Regions from separate parts of the Homo sapiens genome. Here region 1 is linked to region 2. A link is a loop called in an ENCODE intact Hi-C map of the cell type or tissue named here. Cell type or tissue: endothelial cell of umbilical vein. All regions are shown on one strand. Each heading gives the region's core, and the rest is flanking DNA. Links, peaks and the distances in the headings are about the cores only.

Evidence for each region. A loop is a pair of places that touch in the nucleus more often than their neighbours do. Peaks named below come from ENCODE experiments on the same cell type or tissue, not always from the same donor. Only the 100,000 strongest peaks of a DNase experiment are listed, where the experiment ranks them.
Region 1: a loop joins it to region 2, with 3 times the contacts of the local background. A loop is called at or near these places in 1 of 110 quality-filtered maps.

What each region holds. Positions count from the first base shown.
Region 1 is chr4:19,504,257-19,515,387 of GRCh38, reverse strand. The region is part of intron 1 of LOC105374511 (a long non-coding RNA gene); the gene reads right to left. Among named protein-coding and RNA genes, the nearest start is that of LINC02438, 53 kb to the right of the region's middle. In endothelial cell of umbilical vein, for the core only: no CTCF peak of the experiment used is centred there; a DNase peak (open chromatin) is centred at 6,707; H3K27ac peaks cover 384 bases.
Region 2 is chr4:19,723,253-19,734,383 of GRCh38, reverse strand. The region is part of intron 2 of LOC105374511 (a long non-coding RNA gene); the gene reads right to left. Among named protein-coding and RNA genes, the nearest start is that of LINC02438, 270 kb to the right of the region's middle. In endothelial cell of umbilical vein, for the core only: no CTCF peak of the experiment used is centred there; DNase peaks (open chromatin) are centred at 3,913, 4,093 and 9,043; H3K27ac peaks cover 2,176 bases.

The sequences.
Region 1 (11,131 bases), core at 2,041-10,040, 220 kb after region 2:
TCCTGCATATATTTAAACTTAAATTACATACTCATTGATATAACGAGTTGATAAACAGTTAACTTAATTACTTGACTGTACACACTTTGAGGCTAGTGACTGGGTTTCCATCAGAAAATAGGTATTGGTCAGGACATTGAGGCTCATGCCTGTAATCCCAATATTTTTGGAGGCTGAGGCAGGAGAATCACTTGAACCCAGGAGTTTGAGACCAACCTGGGCAACATAGCAAGACTCTGTCTCGACAAAATAAATAAAATAAATAAACATATTAGCTAGGCATGGTGGCATGCACCTGTAGTCCCAGCTACTTGGGAAGCTGAGGCAAGAGGATTTCTTGAGCCCAGAAGTTTGAAACTGTACTGAACTCCAGCCTAGGTGACAGAGCAAGACCCTGTCCCAGGAAAACAGCAAAAACAAAAAGAAAGTAGATATTGCTTCATAAAAGAGAGACTCCAAATAAAGTAGCTTCAAGAAGTCAGAGGCATGTTTCTCTTGCTTACAACTGTTATGCCTTTTCTGGCAGCTCCCCAATATCAGAAACCTGGAACCTATCATGTTTCTCCACTACTCTTAGAATATTTCTGTGTTGTCCAGGGTATCTCATTATTACATTAACAATCTAGGCTGCAGAATAGTGGAAGATTAGCCAGGGCAAGAAGGACAATCTCTCCCTATATGGTCATGACCCAGAAGTTGCACATACCACCTCCCCTTATATTTTCCATTAGGCATAACCTAATCACATGACCACTCCAAGCCAAAAGGGAGGCTATGCAGGCATATGTTCTGGTAAAAAAAAAAAAAAAAGCTATTTCCAAGAAAAAGGGAAGGGTAGATATTGAAAGACACCTGGTGGTATCTGCTACACCAAGTAGAAGGAACAAGGAAGTCAGAGGCCTAGAGATACATATGTGAGTCAGCATGCTCAAAGAGAACTTAATTGAGTACCTTGACTAAAAGCATGTAGGATTATGACTGGATGATAAAGCAGAACATTAAAAATGCTGCAAAACATCTGAAGAAACAGCTGAAGGTATTTTTAACTGTGCTGTATTGTATAGTCGAATCACAACTTAAATTGGTATTAGGGAGCATGACTGAAGCTTAAACATTAGTGCCTAAAGTGAGAGTATCACTTTAGAGTGGAAATTATAATTGTCTTTCCTCTGAGTAATGGCACACTGAAGAATCTACAAACCATCTATGAATACTTTCTTTTTTTTTAAACCAGAGTTGTAGTCTATTTCCAAGGGCAGAGTGCAATGGCACGATCTCAGCTCACTGCAACCTCTGCCTCCCGGGTTCAAGTGATTCTCCTGCCTCGGCCTCCTGAGTAGCTAAGATTACAGGTGCACACCACCACGCCCACCTTTTTTTTTGTATTTTTAGTAGAGATTGGGTTTCACCATGTTGGCCAGGCTGGTCTTGAACTCCTGGCCTCAAGTGATCCGCCCACTCGGCCTCCCAAAATGCTGGGATTACAGGCCTGAGCCACCGCGCCCAGCCTATGAATTCTTTCAATAGTCAGTTTTCTTCTTATGTATGAACAGGTTACTGTTTCCTTAGCTGTACCATATGAAGGAGTTGCATACATTGCATATAATAGACAATAGGAAAAAACCCTTGCTTTCTTGACCTTTAAACATTGGGAACCACCTTCAAACCACAGAATAAAACAGAAGCCAACTGAGAGAACGATAGATTCATATAATTTATTAGGGGCATACGTTCATAGAGTGGAGTCTACAAACTTTTTCTGTAAAAGGCTTGATGGTAACTACTTTAGGTCTAGTAGGTTATACGGTCTTTGCTGCAAATACTTGACTTTTGCTGTTGTGGCAGTAGAGTTGCCATAGACATATGGATATAAATGGGCATAGCTGTTTTCCAATAAAACTTTATTGACCTAAGCAGCTGGCTGGAATTGGCCTGAGAGCCCTAGTTGGCTGACCCCTGGTCTAAATTGTTAGCCTAATAACTTTTTATTGGGGTGGGGAGCATATTTTCTTTTTTACTTCCAAAGGTAAATAAGCATGTAATGCTGCTCCCCTTCTTAGCAGACACTCTTAGAGCATATGTAGTGTTTCCTCTCTTGTTAATTATGCAGCACAAAGATTCATGTGACAGAAGCAGAGGAAGGAATGGCCATAGGCGTCAGTTTATAGGAGGCAGATTTGAGCTGAGCCATAAAAAATGTATATAAATTTATCACTATGAGCTTTATACATTTTATATCATTCTATCCTCCAATACTTCTGTGTAGTTTCATAACCACAGAGAAGTTAAAGAAAAATTTTTTTTCTAAAGGTCTTCAAATGAGCAAGAGATGAAGCCACATCAAGGTTTCAACTCAGGTGCCTCTCATTCATCACACTATTAACCTTCTAAATGTGGTGCCTGAGGAGGTCAGGAGTTAAGAAAAAGATTTTCCCTCTTCCGGTATCAGGAGCTCTATACTCCCTGCACAGCAGTCCATCTCATTAATGCCTAGGTCATTTTCAGCAATGTTGTCCTTACTTCCACCTTGTGTGGTCATAAGTCTAATACAGAAATAAAAGATTTCAAGAATTTTTATAGCATTGTGCCAGGGTGATACCAGCAGGTTTTAGAAAGCTTTCCTTCTATAGCATCACAATGCATGATGCCTGCAACAATTCCAAACCTGAACTGGGTCAAACTCATATCAATTTATTCTATGTTTAATGGCTTTCTGAAATGTAAGCACTATAATTTCAAATATTTACCACTGGGCAGAAATAAATGTACATTTTGGCTTTCCATTATTCCCCTATCCATGAACAACAGTAGTGGCTCAATAAGACATTAAAGGATCTCACACTCCATGGCTGCAGTCACCACATAAAAGGCTAGCTTAAACAGCAAACTTTAATTAGAGTTTGGAAAGAGCATTTTTGTTTCAGTAAAATAAAAACACAGGTGGTTTAGTGAGTTCACTCTGAGTATAAACCCCCAAACGCCATTTAAAAAGCAAAGTAGTTAAAGGATTTCATTTTTCTGGTCAGCTCTATCCCAGGTAGAAACAACAACCCTACCATTTTTGAGAACATGGGGTATTCAAGTGCATTTGGCCCTTGGCCAGCTGTTACATGCTTTAATATTCTCTAACAAGAGAAAAGAGCTCTCCATTAAAATGCTAGGCAGTTTTCAAGCATAATATTGCCTATGCCTTTAGTTTTCCATGGCTATCTTAAAATTTTCTCAGGATCATGATATTTTTGGCCCCTGTGCACTGCAAGCTTCCCCACTCCACACTACCACTATTGGAATATTATGCTTCTTTTCAAGATCTCTAGTTAGAGCCTAGTCCTTCATCTTATGTTTCTGGTTCTTTCTATTCTTCATTAATGAAGACTTTTCAAAGCAATAGTTAACTTTGGCATATGCGTCTATATAGAAAATAGTCCCAAACTCCAACCAGTGTCCGATTTGCTGACAATCACTCATCAGCATCATCACCAAATATCTAATTTGGTCTCATTTTGAATGCTGGATGAACAACTTATACATAATGAGTGGAGATCTAGGTTGAAGTAGCAGTCTGCTTATAAGTGACCCAGGATTAAGTCGAGAGCTAACGTTTGTCAATGGCAAGCACTAAGCTGTACACAGGTTTTTAAAGCTGGATTGCTGAGGTTCAAATTAGCTACTTTCTGGCATGGGAATTTATAAAAGCTGCTTAGCTTTCTTGTTGCTCAATGTCCTCATCTGAAAAATGGGAGTGATAGTATAGTATTTACATCAGAGAAGTATTTTGAGGACTAAAGGAGATGATACGTGTGAGACATTTAGAATGAAGGCTGACCTGTCATAAGGGCTACAGTAGCATTAGCTATTACTATTTTGATGGTATGTGCCGAAGGTTAAGAGCTTGTTCTCTATTAAGAACTTAACACACATCATTTCGTTTACTCTTCAATCAAATCTGGGAAGTTGGGTGTTTGAGAAAACAGATCTGAGATTTGTAGCTCAGAGTTTTACAGTGGTAGAATAGAGAAATCAGTCTGACTTCTAAATTCATAACACAATAGCAGAATGAAAGCATTTAAGGGTACTTTTCTCACAGACTAAAATAAAAAAGGGAGGTTGTTTTTCAGAGCACATGCATCTACAAACATTGTAATACATATTTGCATATGTATATACTTTCTAAGCACAAGTAAATTCTTGCAAAAATATGTATATTTAAATATATTATCTCCTCTAAAATCAAGAATACTTTATGCCTTAGTACAGATGGTAACTTGGGTTAGAAGCACATGTCAGTAGCATTGATCTTGCAGTCAGCATCTTCTCATTATCCTTGACCAGTTATATGATTATTTTTGTAAAATTAAAGCTATAGTTTCTTTAATAATGCTTTGTGGTTTCCTCAGAATTATCACTAATATTTCTCAGGTTACTCACTCTTAAATTAAATGTATGGCATATTATGGAGGTCATTTGGTCTTCTTTGTGGCATTTTTATGTTATTTAACTTCCTTTCCAGGTTATTGATCTCTTAGTGCATTTTACTGCATTATCTCTAGCTTTTACACAGCAGTGTTGTAGAACATTTAAGAAGATTTTAAATTATAATAATAGTGTAAGCACAGAGCTTGCATCACCAAAGCATCTGCAGAAGTTTCAACACAGGGAAATAACTGTGAGATTCAAGTAATACCAACAAGGATTGTTAGTATTTCTATTTGCCATATAAATGGCACTTCCTTTTAATAATATTAAAGTACAGTATATAAGTTATCTAAATTGTAATCTTGGAAATTTTGTATTCCTCGATAAATTCTGAAGATCTGGGAGATATCACATACTTTCAAATTGGGCACAACCGATTATAGCTTTATATTACATTATGATATTGTATTTCAAATCCATATAAAATGCTTCCAGACTGCATATGAATATAGCTTATGAGCCCCACTATTCCTGTTGCTCCATATCCCCACCAAGTAACCCTCATGATTCTTCTGCTGTGTTGCTCATTGCATTGATTTCACCTGACTATCATGGCACTTAAGGCCAAACATCCCATTCAGTGAAAAGCATTTAACACTTCCGGCTTCTGAGCATAGATAGCAACTCCAGACCTTCCTTGTGATGACCAGAAGTCTCTCACTCATGTCTTTAGGTGTAGCAGGGAGCTGGTATCTTCCCCTTTTAAAATTAATAGGCGCAGTAAGCCTTTTATCCCTTCAAGCCTATTGATCACCCTACACATTTCCTGTTTTCTGGTATTATGCTCACTCTGATACACTTTGTGTCCAACACAGTGAGGAAAGAAGAAAGTAATAGGGCCAGAAGCAAAAGATAATTATCTAAGAGATGATTTCAGGGACCTGGACAAAAATCAAAAGAGATATCTGAAGAACAGATAAGCCACATGACTAGTAATCAAGAGTTAACTCAAAGTGAGCATTTTCAGCATTCTATTCAGCGTGCTACATGAATTATTTTGTGCTTTTATCATCTCAACAACCTTATGTGGTGAATATAATGAATGCCCCAATTATATGGATCAGGGGATGATTACATAGTGTTCAGTGTTAATCACTGAAGGTTTGCTAATGTAAAAGAGAAAGTGCAAAAACAACTTAAGAAGGAAGGATATGCATTTCAAGAAAGAAAACAAAAGAAGGCCTTACCCTTCAAAAATTCATACATAAAGCGAGATGTCAGAGTATAATGTTGATTTTGAACCTCAAGGAAGTGGATATTAATTTAAAAATTACTTAAATTTCTTAAATATTTTTAGAAAGGAAATAGGCCAGGCATGCTGGCTCATGCCTGTAATCCCAGCACTTTGAGAGACCGAGGCAGGTGGATCACAAGGTCAGGAGTTCAAGACCAGCTTAGCCAAGATGGGGAAACCCTGTCTCTACTAAAACTACAAAAATTAGCTGGGCGTGGTGGCAGGCACCTGTAATCCCAGCTACTCCGGAGGCTGAGGCAGGAAAATAGCTTGAATCTGGGAGGCGAAGTTTGCAGTGAGCTGAGATTGCGCCACTGCACTCCAGCCTGGGTGACAGAGTGAGACTCTGTCTCACAAAAAAAAAAAAAAAAAAAAGGAAACATATGAGGTCAACCAAGAAGTGGGAGAACCAAATGACAGAATGGTGTTCTTATAGCTATGGAGAACTGCTTAAAACACTTTTACTTGGAAAGCAAAAACTCATTCTAGCAGGCTCAGACAGATAGGTCATCTAAAAAATATCCAGTTGATCACTATGATATTCAAAATGTTTGTCAACAGGCTGAAACAATGGGTCAAAACAGACACATAGAAATATATAAAATGCCAACCTTTTGTTGTCATGGGTTTGTTTAAATGTAAACTTTGCCATCTACTGGTTAAGTGATGCTTGCAAGTTACTTAGCATTTAGGCGCCTCAATTTCCTTATCCATAAAATGGGAACAATAGTATCTCCCTTACAAAATCAATATAAAGAGTCCTTTGCTTTGCTTCAGAAATTCAACTAAGTATAGGATGACAAAGTCCTTGTTTGCAACCAGAACACGCAGTTACAATCTTGGGGATTTAATGTAATTTGTGGCTGAAAAAGAAAAGGCAAATTTAGGCTGCATTAGTAGAAGCAAAGTATTCAGGTCACAGGAAGGACTTCTGTATTACTAATAACCAGGGCATGAGATGGGTGACGGTAGCTATCTATGTATAATGATTGTTTTTTAAAGTGTGAATGCAATATCTATTGTGCAGCATATGTGACTCACTCTTTGATTAGAATCTTTGAAACGCATTGGTAATTAATCACCCTCAAGCCCATTGACCTCATATGTTCTTCAGAGGTTGTCTTGAGGCAGCACTTTCAACAGCCACTACAGATTGATTGGACGTGTCAATGCAAAATACGATGCAGTTTTACTTCCAGGAACTGTTAAGTGAAACTATGCAACAATTTTATTTATTGTTATTTGGGTTAGAGATTTATTGTTATTTGGGTTATTTATTATTGTTATTTGGGTTGGACAATTGAATAATAATTATTATGTTATTTTAAATTCTATTATTATGGCTATTCTGCTCTTCAAAGAAAATACTGCATTCAGTAGTCCCACTCTAATCATGGCGTTGCTGAAAACCACTATGATTAAGAGAGCTGATGAAGTTGAGGAAAGTAAGAGTTGAAGAAACTCACAACTAATGGGGAAAAAAATCAATAAAACGAATGTCAAAAGTGAACACACAGACACATGCACATGCACCTACATGTGTGTATTTTCATGATATATTCTCACTAGGTCCCTGTGGTGATAAAACTTAGCTCAACTGATACTTTTTGTAGAATTCTCTTCTCTATGTGGTTCCAAGTGAGAGATGCATACAGAGAGATTTGCAAGATTTTTGGAAAGAGATGAAGGAAGAACCAGTTTGACACTCAGAAGACAGACATAGTGTGATAGGCACCATGACATCTTGCACGTGTCTTCATTAATGTACTGAAACAGTTAGCTGAGTGAGGGAAAGCTGCCTGGCCCACAGCTACCCCCAATCTTACCAGGCTTCTCCCTTCAAATTCTGCAAATCCTGGGCCAGATATGTAATTAGCTCCATGGCAAAAGGTGCCAAATTCTCTTGCAGGTCACCTGCACCATCAGAGTTGGCAATCATGAGATACGGATGTGGGTATCTGTGAAGATGTATGACTTCATAAGTTTCTGATGGTCTTTGCTCTCCTACACTTGAGTTACCCTACCCATCAGATGCCCCAGCTAACTTATGGATCATTCAGGCCCACCCAACACCAAATGCAAAGACAATGCTGTTGCATAGACTTCTTTTTTTTTTTTTTTTTTTTTGAGATAGAGTTTGCTCTTGTTGCCCAGACTGGAGTGCAATGGCTCAATCTTGGCTCACTGCAGCCTCTGCCTCCCGGTTCAAGCGAGCCTCCCAAGTAGCTGAGATTACAAGCATGTGCCACCATGCCCGGCTAATTTTTGTATTTAGTAGAGATGGAGTTTCACTATGTTGACCAGGCTGTTCTCAAACTCCTGGTCTCAAGTGATCCACTCACCTTGGCCTCCTAAAGTGCTGGGATTACAGGCATGAGCCACTGCGCCTGGCCACACAGACTTCTTAACCAGCCCCCATAATTGTGTAAGGTCTAATTCCTAAAAATAAACCCTTATACTTTGTTAGTCACAGAAATTCTGCTTTTCTGATAGATATGATTGCTGTAATAACTCACATTTTAAAGGTAAGATTTACATCTTTTGTTGGCATGGGTTTAAATACAAGCTTTATCATTTAATGGTTGGGTGATCCTTGCATGTTTCTTAGCATTTATAAACCACAGTTTCCTAATCTTTAAAATGGAAACAATAACACCTCTCTTATAAGGTTAATATGAGGATTAAACAAGGTAATATAAATAGCCGATTTATCTTTGTACCAACCTTGCACTATGACCTCAATGAAAGATAATGGTTATTGTCACTTGTGAGTTTATCACTTGTCAGTTTTATGATTTAAATATATCATTTATTTTAGCAAAGCTTAAGTTACACTGTGGCTGTTTCAAAATTAAGAGATAATGTATTAAAATTACCTGGTCTCAAATCTATGTAGAAGAATGAATCCTAATGTAAACTATGGTCATTAAGTGATAATGTTGTATTAACATAGATTTGTCATTTATTACAAATGCACCACTCTGTTGGGGGATGTTGTTAATGAGGGAGGTCATGAACATATAGGGAGAGGGAGTATATGGGATGTCTTACCTTCCTCTCAATTTTGGTGTGAACCTAAAATTCTTCTTTTAAAAAGCTCTTAAAATATAAAAATAAAATAACATTTTTAAAATTGCCTAGCCAAGTCCTTGACCTATTTGGTACTCAATATATTAAATAAAACAATAAGTAAATAATCAATTATATCTTATATATTTTAATCAATAATTTATATACTGTTCATTTAATTTCTATTTATTCTTCCCTTAATAATAATTACATGCTTTCCTTATTCTACAGTTATAATAAGTTGCTTGTAAACAATTGAGCTTTGTTGATGATATTATTTAATTAACAGGCATGATTTTTCTACACTTTGTTGTCCATTCGAAAGTCTAAAGCTCTCTGATGTTGTACTTAAGAATACTGATCTATCACCTTTCGGAACTATTATGGTCTCATAGAAGGACAAAAGCATTATCTGTTCAGTCCCTCTTATTCATACCTGCCCCATATATCCTAGCACATAAGACCATGTAGTTCAAATCTGACTTTACTTTCTCCTACTTCTTTTATTCCTCCATTAGTGATAGCAAAAGCCTCATGCACACTTGGGTGCTGTTTGGCTCCGTCTCCTAGTTGCCATGACCATTTTCCAGGTTTCTTAATTATTCTCATGGGGAAAAGTCCACATCGTAGATATAAGGGAAACAAAATCCTCACATTTATAAAAAAATCCAAAATTATATGTTTTATCCATATGAAGCAAAATTTGTAGTTGAGAAGGTATTACTGTATTATTAATAATGTATTTTAGTGGGAGGTAGGAAGAACACACATGCCTGCAATATTGGACAAGAAATAGGTAATTCTGTATTCTATGATTTAGCCCAACCTATCAATTTTCTTTTAAGCACTGAATATATTAAAAATAATCTTCATGGTCTGCTGTTTTCTGAGATGAATTTTAAAATTCATTAGTAATTTTATACTTTCTTTTTAAAATATTTAAATAAATTCATGGATTCAGGCATGCTCTTATGTCTCAATTTAGGTTTGTCCTTAATGTTTTGCTTTCTCATTTGGCCCATCTATCCACTGGTACCACCATTCTCAGTTCGGTTCTATGCATCCAGTGGTCTGGCTAAAGCCCTTGTGCCTGTGTTTATACTCTAACAGAAGACAGAGGATGATGATGATCATGTCGACTTCTTTTGCTTCCATTGAAAGTCTATTCTTTTTTTAACTATAAATTTCCTGTGGTTTGGTTGAAGTATACTGATAATTTTCAAGATTCTTTTTTATTCTTGGTCTACTCTTGCCCTATGAAATATTTTTTCCAAAACCTTCTCCTATTTCTATCTGCATTCCTCTGTCCTCAGAATGTTATTAGTCTAGACATGGCCTCTCTCTCTTCTTTTCTCTATGTGCCTTCTTTCACTATTCTTGAATTTCTTTTTAACTCTGTCACTCTCCTATAGGCCTCCTCTATGATTTCTCTCTCATGTTTGTGAGAAGTGTAGGGCTATATCTAAGAATGTTGGTTCTTAGATACCTAATGGCTTCCTAACTCAGTCACTCACATCCAATCCACCTATTTTTCTTCTGAAACTTCTCAAGGAACAGCACTGTAGACAAGCAAGGAAAAGAATGGAGCTTCAGAATTATTATTTATCCTTATCTATCCAACATATCTCTATGTGTGCAGAAATGCTATATGCCTTTTTATTAAAAATCTTTACTTCTAACATGTTCCATAACTCTGTTATCAATAATTTAAACAGATTGCTTTATATGAGCAATATTCTTGCCCTCTATATTTAAAAAGTGGGTTCATATGATCTTATATAATTAAGATTACTACAATAACATTTCCTCAGCTCACTATATTATAATTTATTTTAAAAAGTTGTTGTATTTGCTGAGTTGACTTAGGAAGTTGATAACCAATTTGTTTTCAAGAAAAACTATTAGAAATAGGGCAATTCTTTTTACCTATTACTTGAATCTTTAAGAATTTCAATAGATCTCTTAAGCTAGAAGTTTCAAGCTTTAAGAAGTCTGAGAAAACTCTGATCTTTGTCTTCAAAATTTTGATTTTATGTGCAACTATATAGTTTTCAATAAATAAGATCAATAGCATTAATCAAATTCTCCAATAGTCATAGCAATTTTAAGAGTTAACATAGCTAATTAATATGTGCCAGGTATTGTTGAAATGCCAGCATAGATAATTTTATTTAATGGCAAAACTGTGTCTCTACATAGGTATTATTATCCTATCTTTAAAAATAATATTTATTATGCATATTTATATAGATAAGGACATCCCAGCCCAAGGAAGTGAAATCACTTTCCTAATATTAAAAATCTGGTAAGTGTTAGAGCCGGGATTTGACTACAACCTGAACCTAGAGCCCT
Region 2 (11,131 bases), core at 1,074-9,073:
ACCCCATCATGGGGATGTCTTCATTAGCAGCATGAGAACGGACTAATACATATAGTATAACTGTCAATGATGACGAGTAGGCAACTGAAGTCAGATTGACTAGATCTCAACTCTCTTTCCTACTAGCTGAATGCTACCACATGCATATGCATGCACACATGCATCTATCTATCTATCTATGGAGCAATACATTTTTTTCCTTTTTTATTATACTTTAAGTTTTAGGGTACATGTGCACATTGTGCAGGTGAGTTACATATGTATACATGTGCCATGTTGGTGTGCTGAACCCAGTAACTTGTCATTTAACATTAGGTATATCTCCAAATGCTATCCCTCCCCCTTCCCCCCACCCCACAACAAGCCCCGGTGTGTGATGTTCCCCTTCCTGTGTCCATGTGTTCTCATTGTTCAATTCCCACCTATGAGTGAGAACATGCAGTGTTTGGTTTTTTGTCCTTGTGATAGTTTGCTGAGAATGATGGTTTCCAGCTTCATCCATGTCCCTACAAAGGACAGGAACTCATCCTTTTTGTGGCTGCATAGTATTCCATGGTGTATATGTGCCACATTTTCTTAATCCAGTCTATCATTGTTGGACATTTGGGTTGGTTCCAAGTCTTTGCTATTGTGAATAGTGCCGCAATAAACATACGTGCACATGTGTCTTTATAGCAGCATGATTTATAATCCTTTGGGTATATACCCAGTAATGGGATGGCTGGGTCAAATGGTATTTCTAGTTCTAGATCCCTGAGGAATCGCCACACTGACTTCCACAATGGTTGAACTAGTTTACAGTCCCACCAACAGTGTAGAAGTGTTCCTATTTCTCCACATCCTCTCCAGCACCTGTTGTTTCCTGACTTTTTAATGATCGCCATTGTAACTGGTGTGAGATGGTATCTCATTGTGGTTTTGATTTGCATTTCTCTGATGGCCAGTGATGATAAACATTTTTTCATGTGTCTTTTGGCTGCATAAACGTCTCTTTTGAGAAGTGTCTGTTCATATCCTTTCCCCACTTTTTGATGGGGTTGTTTTTTTCTTCTAAATTTGTTGGAGATCATTTTCTGGATATTAGCTCTTTGTCAGATGAGTAGATTGCAAAAATCTTCTCCCATTCTGTAGGTTGCCTGTTCACTCTGATGGTAGTTTCTTTTGCTGTGCAGAAGCTCTTTAGTTTAATTAGATCCCATTTGTCAATCAATTTTGGCTTTTGTTGCCATTGCTTCTGTTGTTTTAGACATGAAGTCCTTGCCCATGCCTATGTCCTGAATGGTATTGCCTAGGTTTTCTTCTAGGGTTTTTATGGTTTTAGGTCTAACATTTAAGTCTTTAATCCATCTTGAATTAATTTTTGTATAAGGTGTAAGGAAGGGATCCAGTTTCAGGTTTCTACATATGGCTAGCCAGTTTTCCCAGCACCATCTATTAAATAGGGAATTGTTTCCCCATTTCTTGTTTTTGTCAGGTTTGTCAAAGATCAGATGGTTGTAGATGTGTGGTATTATTTCTGACAGCTGTGTTCTGTTCCATTGGTCTATATCTCTGTTAAATAATAAGAGCTATATATGACAAACCCACAGCCAATATCATACTGAATGGGCAAAAACTGGAAGCATTCCCTTTGAAAACTGGCACAAGACAGGGATGCCCTCTCTCACCACTCCTATTCAACACAGTGTTGGAAGTTCTGGCCAGGGCAATCAGGCAGGAGAAGGAAATAAAGGGTATTCAATTAGGAAAAGAGGAAGTCAAATTGTCCCTGTTTGCAGATGACATGATTGTATATCTAAGAAACCCCATCATCTCAGCCCAAAATCTCCTTAAGCTGATAGGCAATTTCAGCAAAGTCTCAGGATACAAAATCAATGTACAAAAATCACAAGCATTCTTATACACCAATAGCAGACAAACAGAGAGCCAAATCATGACTGAACTCCCATTCACAATTGCTTCAAAGAGAATAAAATACCTAGGAATCCAACTTACAAGGGACGTGAAGGACCTCTTCAAGGAGAACTACAGACCACTGCTCAATGAAATAAAAGAGGATACAAACAAATGGAAGAACATTCCATGCTCATGGGTAGGAAGAATCAATATCGTGAAAATGGCCATACTGCCTAAGGTAATTTATAGATTCAATGCCATACCCATCAAGCTACCAATGACTTTCTTTACAGAATTGGAAAAAACTACTTTAAAGTTCATATGGAACCAAAAAAGAGCCCACAATGCCAAGTCAATTCTAAGCCAAAAGAACAAAGCTGGAGGTATCATGCTACCTGACTTCAAACTATACTACAAGGCTACAGTAACCAAAACAGCATGGTACTGGATCAATGCATTTTTAACTGAGAGTTATCCATTTACTTTTCTGTACAATCATATGGTTGCTTTAAGGTTTAAATAAGTTAATTCATTCAAAGCACTTACACTGAGACTTGGCCTCACCTGTTGGAAGTTTAGCTATTAGCATTTTTGCTCCTGTTATTTCTATATTGTTATTTACAATAAACCAAATAATAAAAAATGCTTCCTAATTAATGCAAATTTTGAGTTCTCTTAATGAATCTCTTCTTATTCAAATACCCTAGCTAACTAGTATGAATCTGAATGTCTGGTTGGAATTTGTTGCACTTAAACACACAACATTTTTTTATCTGTAGGTTTTTGCAAATTTTATGCTGCATAAACGAATCTGTCTATTTATTCCTGAGTTATATTCTCCTGAAAAGATTTATTTCCTTCTTCTTTGTCCATCCATAAATGTCTCCTTTCTTTGCCATAGCCCCTCTCATTACTCATTACATCCACCAGGCTATATTAAAAAGACCCTATACTGGTAACATTCTATGAGAAGAATCTTCCTGCTTTTGTAAACATAGCTCCCCTCCACATATGTATTCACACATACAATATCAAAATTATTTTATACACAGTTTTATATCCCCCTGAAGGGAAATTATTGTTAACATTATAAGTATTCTGTTTATTTTACCTAGTTTCTGAAGATATAATTTATATTAGCTATGTAACATTTCATCATATCAATCCTAAAAATGATTTGAACAATTTCTATTGGGATATTTAAGATGACTATAGTTTTTCTTTGTTATTAGTAATGTTGTGACAAATAACTTTGTGTATAATTCATTTTGGACAAACTAAGCAAAGGGATATGAGTTATTTTAAGGCTCCTAATCTATAATGCCAATGTAACCATTATTAAAATATGTACTTAATAAATATTTGTTATTTCCATTGTTACCTCATTTCTACCCTTGCATACACTTCTGGGTTTATTGTCAAACAAAATTGGGGGACCTAATTACAAACCAGCAAATTTGCCTCATACAGGATTAAAATAAGGACCTTAAAAGGATCATTTTAAGGCAATTTAGGCAAATTATCTTGACTTCTGATTCAATTTGTTGTAGGTTATCTGAAGCTAGGGAATAAGAAAATAGACTAAGTTCAATCTACAGAAGTATTACTCATAGTATCATAAGATATATTGAAACAAATTATTTCTTGTTCTTTAGTAATTCTAATACATGGAAGGTGTCCTTTAACTTTAAATAATTTAGTCCTCTATTGCAGGTGCTCAATTTAGGTTCTATTCCCTTGTCTGACATGTGTTTTGAGGTAGCTTTTGTCTTGTTTCTGGCTGGATTCTGAGAAATGCTGGCATAGCCATATACATTTAGGAGGACCCTCAAATGAATTGTAACTACCCATTATAGGACCATAACAAAACAGTACAAACACACCAGTTGTCTGGGCAGCCATGAAACTTACTTGATCTAACTCCAGATGTTTCCTGTATCCCATGAAACAACCTCTCAGAGAAGAGCGTATTTCCAAAAATCGTTCTGTGTTTAAAATTTAGGTGCTAAACATAGACATTCAGTGAAAATGTAAAAATCAAAGTTCAATTACTCATCCCAGTTGCCCCCTGCAGATGTATCTCTTTGCCAGATGTCAAACAGATTACTGATTACTATGGTGGCTTTTCAAAGCCTCTCTTCCTCTTCTGCTTTTCTTAGACTCTGATACACTTCCTTTCTCTTTATTTCTGGCAGCTGCATTTATGACATCTTGAACCCGGCTTTGAGAGGTTAAAAGATGGGTCTCGTTTACTTTTCTTTCTGTCTTTCTTCATACCAAATTGCTTGCGGCTGACATGAGGGAGGAAAAATAAAAGGCCAGCGACCAGGTTGTCTTCTTGCCTTTGCCTAAGTCCCATCAACATCCCCAAGCCTGGGAAAACATGACCCTGGCTTGAGACACAATGATTTTTGCTTCCGCTGTCTGGAAGCCACAAAACCCACACCCACTTCCTCTCCAGGCAAAATCATCTCATTTTCAAACCTCATATCACTATGGGAAATAGCAAATCAGATTTTTGGAAAGGCCAAACTTTTAAGATTGAGTTTCAGTTGATGACTAATGACAGCCCTTTTTTCCCGTTGCTTTTCTCTCACAGGAACTAGGATAAGCACTTTTTATCCTTATCTAACACCATAGACTACAGACTACATCCACTTATCTCCTCTTTCATCCTAGATCTGCTTTATACACTATTTATACTTTGCATTGAAACACTATGCCTGAAACCAATAGATTATCAATATACTTTTTCTCAGGATAGTGCGCTGCAATGCATGATTGCCTTCAAAATGTAGAAAAATAACATATATCCAAAGTAGTAAAGGTGATGCCATTCCACTTGTAATTTTAGGTTGCATGAAGCGGCAACCTACTATACTTTTTTATCCTATTTTATTTTTATTTTTATTTTATTTCATTTTTTTGAGATGGAGTCTCAGTCTGTCACCAGTCTGGCATGCAGTGGCACAATCTCGGCTCACTGCAACCTCTGCCCCCCGGGTCCAAGCCATTCTCCTGCCTCAGCCTCCCAAGTAGCTGGGACTACAGCTGGTACCACCATGCCCACCTAATCTTTGTAATTTTAGTAGAGACAGGTTTTCACCATGTTGGCCAGGATGGTCTCCATCTCTTGACCTCGTGATCTGCCTGCCTCGGTCTCCCAAAGTGCTGGGATTACAGGCGTGAGCCACCATGCCCGGCCTATACTTGTATTTTTATTATTTAAATTTATTTACCCTTTTGCTTTTACTTGCTTTTTATTTAACCTGCATTATGGTGGCAACAGAGAAAAAGGTGGAGCCCAAACATTTACAGAAGTTTCTTCAAAAGTAGAATCTGAAGGTATTAGCCATCATGTTTATGGAATTTAGAACTTTCTGCTCAAGTTCTCTCATGATTTCTTTCTTCAGTAGATTAACATTCAACTGATTTTTAGCAAAGTGAAGATCAGGGCTGGCTTTAAACAAACATAGATAGATGTGAGCTGTGAGATTGGTCAGAGTACTTAGGGAATCAAATTTCCTGAAATATTTTTCACTCCGACTTCTGGGTAGCTCACCACATATATTAGACAAGAAGAATGATACCATAAATACTTCTGACTCTTGCTGTTTAAAGAACTGAGATTTTCCTTGGGCATTTTTCTACCTTTAGTAACATAGGGCTGGGTAGTGAAGCCATCATTGATTATAATGATCAATGCAGATATTCTAATCGAGTGTTCCTAGCTTCCCAATAACTATTGCCAGATTTGATGCTTGTATTGATAAAATTAAATGGGAGATGTTTATTTCTTTAATTTGTTTTTTATCTTGACTTTATAATATGAGATTTCCTGGATGAATGGAGTGAATTCAGGGACATATATTTAGCTTCTAAATTTCATTTTTCACCAGTCATCTAACCCAACTATGTTCTCCTTCTACCCATTACTTGAAAGTCTATTCAGACACTGAATTTTCTCCTGCTCTGTTTTGTTACAAACACTTCTTTCTGTAATTACTACCCTTCTCTGTTTATGTTCACATGATATTTTCCCATATGGAGAGGGTGAAGGAAACAATCTTTTACTTAAAATAAATGAGTAGATTATATTTGAGATTGTAATGTTTTATTCTCTGCAGATTCATTTCACAAAAACATTGATATTTGAGTAGGGAAATAATCCATTGGATACTTCTTCCTACCTGAGCCCTGTTTGTTAGCTGATGTAAAATGTTACTGTGGTCAATTCAATTTTAATTGGTTCAGGCAACTGGGTTTCCAATGTTTTCCAGAAGAGATTAATCTCTGTGCTCAGTGATTCTTTTTTTGCAAGAAATGTTTTCATAATATGTGTGTGTTCAGTATTCATGAATAATACCTTTTAACTTCTCTCCTGTGATATTTACATATCATACACTTCAGATGATGTTAGGTGGTTTTCTTATTCTCCTTCCTCATTGGCTTACAAGCTATGTATACCTAGCTCTTTCTCTATTTGGAAGTCAATTCCTGAAGATATTCCAGTTGTTATTGTTTGGCTTCTTTCTGACTTAATAACACAGTTCTCCAAACTTACTTTAGTAGAAATACTCCATTTCTTACAATAGGCTTTTAAGTCTGACTTGAATTGCTGTAGTAAGTGACCGTATGCTGTGGAGTTATGTACTCTTTACTAGAAATACAACTTAATTTTTGCTACTCTAATGAAATTTAAAATCTATAAGGAGCCCAATGAGCAGCTTGCCCAGTGGTAAGAATTTGGATGTAGAAATGAACAAATGGACTATTAGTGAGGATGAATTCTATCTTTCAAATTAACCACTTCTCACTAAGGTTCTTTCGAAGATTTGCTAAGCTAAATATTTCTTATCAAATAAGATTGTGATTTAAATTATAAGTGGCTTGAGGTGGAAAGTCTTAGTTTTGTTTGTTTGTTTGTTTTTTGACACAGTCTCACTCTGTCGCCCAGGCTGGAGTGCAGTGGTGCCATCTCGGCTCACTGCCAACCTCTGCCACTCGGGTTCAAGTGATTCTCTTGCCTCAGTCTCCCAAGTAGCTAGGACTACAAGTGCACGCCACCACATGTGGCTAATTTTTTTGTATTTTTAGTAGCGATGGGGTTTCACCATGTTGGCCAGGCTATTCTTGAACTCCTGACCTCAAGTGATCCACCTGCCTCCGCCTCCAAAAGTGCTGAGCCACCATGCACAGCCGGAAAGTCTTAGTTTTCACTTGCATCTTACCTCAGAAATAGATTCTAAAATGAATGTTTAGAGAGACAACTTAATCCAAAATTTCCATTGAAAGTGACGTACATTATCTATAACTCACAAACATTATTAAGAATCAGGAAAAGGTCTTAAAATGACTTGTCATAGGTTTGCTAAAATGCGTTGAATGTATCTATTGTATGATTGCTATATAATGTAATTCCTATTCTTAAGTGACTTCCAACGAAGAACACATGGCTTAATTTGTGTGTTAGATATGCATAATATATTACATAACTCTACTTATTTTGTAACCCACATAACAATTAGCACAGGCAGAAGATTTAAAAGTCAGTGCACAGTGAACACATTCTTCTCACTGTGTCAGTGTGTTTGCAGTAATGTGTTAAGATGGATTCTCTGTAGACCTTGGTCTTTGAATGACTACAGTAAGAAGGATCTCCTTGCTAACATATGCTGGACATTTAACATGACTGAGAAATACATTATGTATTAAGCCACTGAAACTTGTTTTGTTACTTTAGCATCACATGGTGTATCCTGATTAACAAAATATTGTATTAAATCTCTTCTTTCTTATCAAATTTTCCACTTCCTAGCCTCAAAAGATGGCCTGCTTCTTATTTCATTGAGAAAACAGTAGCACTTAGAAGATCACTAATTCCACAAACCCACCTTCAAAAATACTCATATGTTCTGTATTATTTTCTATTAAAATGGGAGAGCTATCATTACATGTGTAAAGAAGAACTATAATTTCATGTTCTCTGCCTTATTCCATATCTTAATTCTTTACACTAATCCCTTTTTCCTCTTTTATCATCAAATCACCTTCTCCATGGGATTTCGCATTACACATTGAGCTACGATATTGTCTATTTTTAAAATCCTCCTCAGACAAGTTGCCTCTCCAGCTACAACTTCATTTCTCATTGGACTGTACATACAAACTTTTAACATTATTTTTCTGTGCTTGCTTCCTTCAATTGCTTACCCCCAGTTATGTTCAGTTATTATTTAATCCACATCCATCTACTGAATCCACAAAGTTCCCAACTACTGCCATCCCCCCAGATCCAATGGTCAATTCTTATTCCTTTTCTTTATCCATCTCTCACATGAATGTAAATCCTAGTTGATAAAGCTTCTCATCTTGAGTTACTCCTTCATTGACTTCTGAAACATCCCTCTTTGCTGAAAGAATGTTACTCCTAACTTGCTGGCTACTCCTTCTATTATTCTTCACCTAAATATTAAAATGCCCCAAGGAAGACAGAGCCTTACACATAGTTGGTGTTTAATAATTATTTGGGGAATACATGAATAAAGGTTTGATATTTAGGAACTTTCATGATGTTATTAATAGCTAGTATGTTTGCTAGGGTGTATTTTACCTACAAAAGGAAAGGTTCTACATATATACCTTTAAAGTATAGTATCACTAAAACATTTATCAACCGTATTGTGATCAGTAATTTACTTATTAATCCTTTCAACACATTTTAAGCTCTTTGGATGTCTTGTTTTCTGAGTGTGCCTATGTCCATTATCTAACATGAGGCTCGGATAAATGAATGAATGAATGAATGAATGAATATACATTTGACTTACATTGAGTTTTAAAGTAGCCAAATAACATATGTCATTTTCACATCAACTGCTATTGAATTGTAACATTTAGCTGCATTGTTTAAGTGCTTGTTTAAGGGATCTAATTCTAAAAGCTTATATTTTTTCCAATATTTTGTTTCATCTGCTATATTTTAGGTTATTTTTCTAGCCGAAATATTTTTAGAGTCTCAATTATTTGAAGCAAGGTATCAACTATCTAATATGTGATTCACTTGCAATATAGTATGTATGTTTTCTTTGTCTTTAACCAAAAAGCTTAGAAGGAAATGTTGACAAAAACAAGGTCAACAGCAAATTATCTTAGGCATTCTCTTAGAAATCTCCTTTCCTGTTGTACATGAAACATTACTCAAACCTTATCGGCCAACTTAGAATGACTCTTCCATGTGGTATTTTCGAACCATTTATATCATATTCACTTTTAGAACTACTCCTTTAATTTAAATATGTATAATAAAAAAATTTAAATATGTCACCAGCTAAACCCATTGCCACTTGCCATTTCTGTTTCTTTTAGGACAGTGCTTTTATACAGTGTTACACTTATTGTAACAGGAAAGATTGTAGCTACATGTAGTAGAATATTGAATAAGAGTGCCTAGAAAAATCCAAATAATCATAAACTTAAAACAAAACAGTGCAGTGGGAGTGTAAATTACTTCAACCATTGTGGAAGACAGTGTGGTGATTCCTCAACAATCTAGAAACAGAAATACCATTTGACCCAGAATCCTATTACTGGGTATATACCCAAAGGATTATAAATCACTGTACTATAAAGACACATGAACACGTATGTTTATTGCAGCACTATTTACAATAGCAAAGACTTGGAACCAACCCAAATGCTCATCAATGATAGACCAGATAAAGAAAATGTGGCACATATACACCATGGAATACTATGCAGCCATAAAAATATGAGTTCAAGTCCTTTGCAGGGATATGGATGAAGCTGGAAACCATCATCCTCAGCAAACTAATACAGGAACAGAAAACCAAACGCTGCATGTTCTCACTCATGAGTGAGAGCTGAACAATGAGAACACATGGACACAGGGAAGGGAATATCGCACACTGGCCTGTCGGGGGAGTGGGGGGCTGAGGAGGGAGAGCATTAGGACAAATACCTAATGCATGCAGAGCTTAAAACCTAGATGACGGATTGATAGGTGTGGCAAACCACCGTGCCAATGTATACCTATGTAACAAACCTGCGTGTTCTGCACATGTACCCCAGAACTTAAAGTAAAAGAAAAACAAAACAAAACAAAACAAAACAGTGGCCTGTAATTACAGGGCTTGTTCAGGAGCTTAGTTAGGCAATAAAGTTCCAGGGTTTCCCCATTGTTTTGCTCAGCTATTGTGATCATACTGCCTCTTTTTCTTTATTCAAGTCACTACACCCAGCCACAAGAAAAGGTCTAAGAATCATGTTCTTGGGCTATGCTTCAATATACAAGGTAGGAACAAATGATATTTATTTTTATCAGAGAGAACTACATTCATATCTCCATCCCCATCGTATTTCTGAAAATATCTTTGGCCATATATAGCTCCACACAGTTTCTTCTAGCTTCAAGAGAGGCTGGATATATCAGGCAAAGAAAATGATTGTCTTGATTGGTTGTGTCACGTGTATCATATTTTCATCTCTGGGGCTGGCCCCATTGCAATCCCAAATAAACTGGAATTTTGTTAGCAAGCCTACTGGTTTAGGCAACTAACAATGCCTGCTACATTCTCCGTCATTTTCTCTACAATTGCCCTGATACTTTTCCTTTTTTAGGAAGTCACAGAACCGCCAATGGATTTACTACAAAAAATACTCTCTGTCTATTCTCTGAATTCCAGTTTCTCCTGCCACCAATGAATGTCCCTATTTGTGTCACAGTTTTCCTTCTTTTTCACGAACCCTTAGTCTTGCTATTATTTGTCTGCATGTGCATCTCTTGCATCTTATTCACAGTTTAATTCTTTCTCAGCATCTGGCACATAGAGGGTAACTAACAAATATTTCTACAACAAATGAATGAATGGCTACATAGTTGTCAAAAATCCTTCTGAAATGCTGCATTTATCATAGCCCTTCCCTATTCAAATCCACCGGTGCTCCTTCTTTTCTGTGCCATGAGAAGGACTAATCTTTTTATCTACTTTGTGGGGTATCTAGAACACAGACTTACTCAATTTTAGTTTTCATCACTCTTCAATAAGCCCTCTGAGATTTGGTCTCCTCTATTAGTCCTCTCACAATAGCATATAAAGTACTCGATTTAATATTTCATATGTGAAAGCAATTTATACATTATAAAATGATATACATTAGGGGTGATTATTTGGACTCACTTCACCTTCATGTGCATACTTAAATTTCTATCATA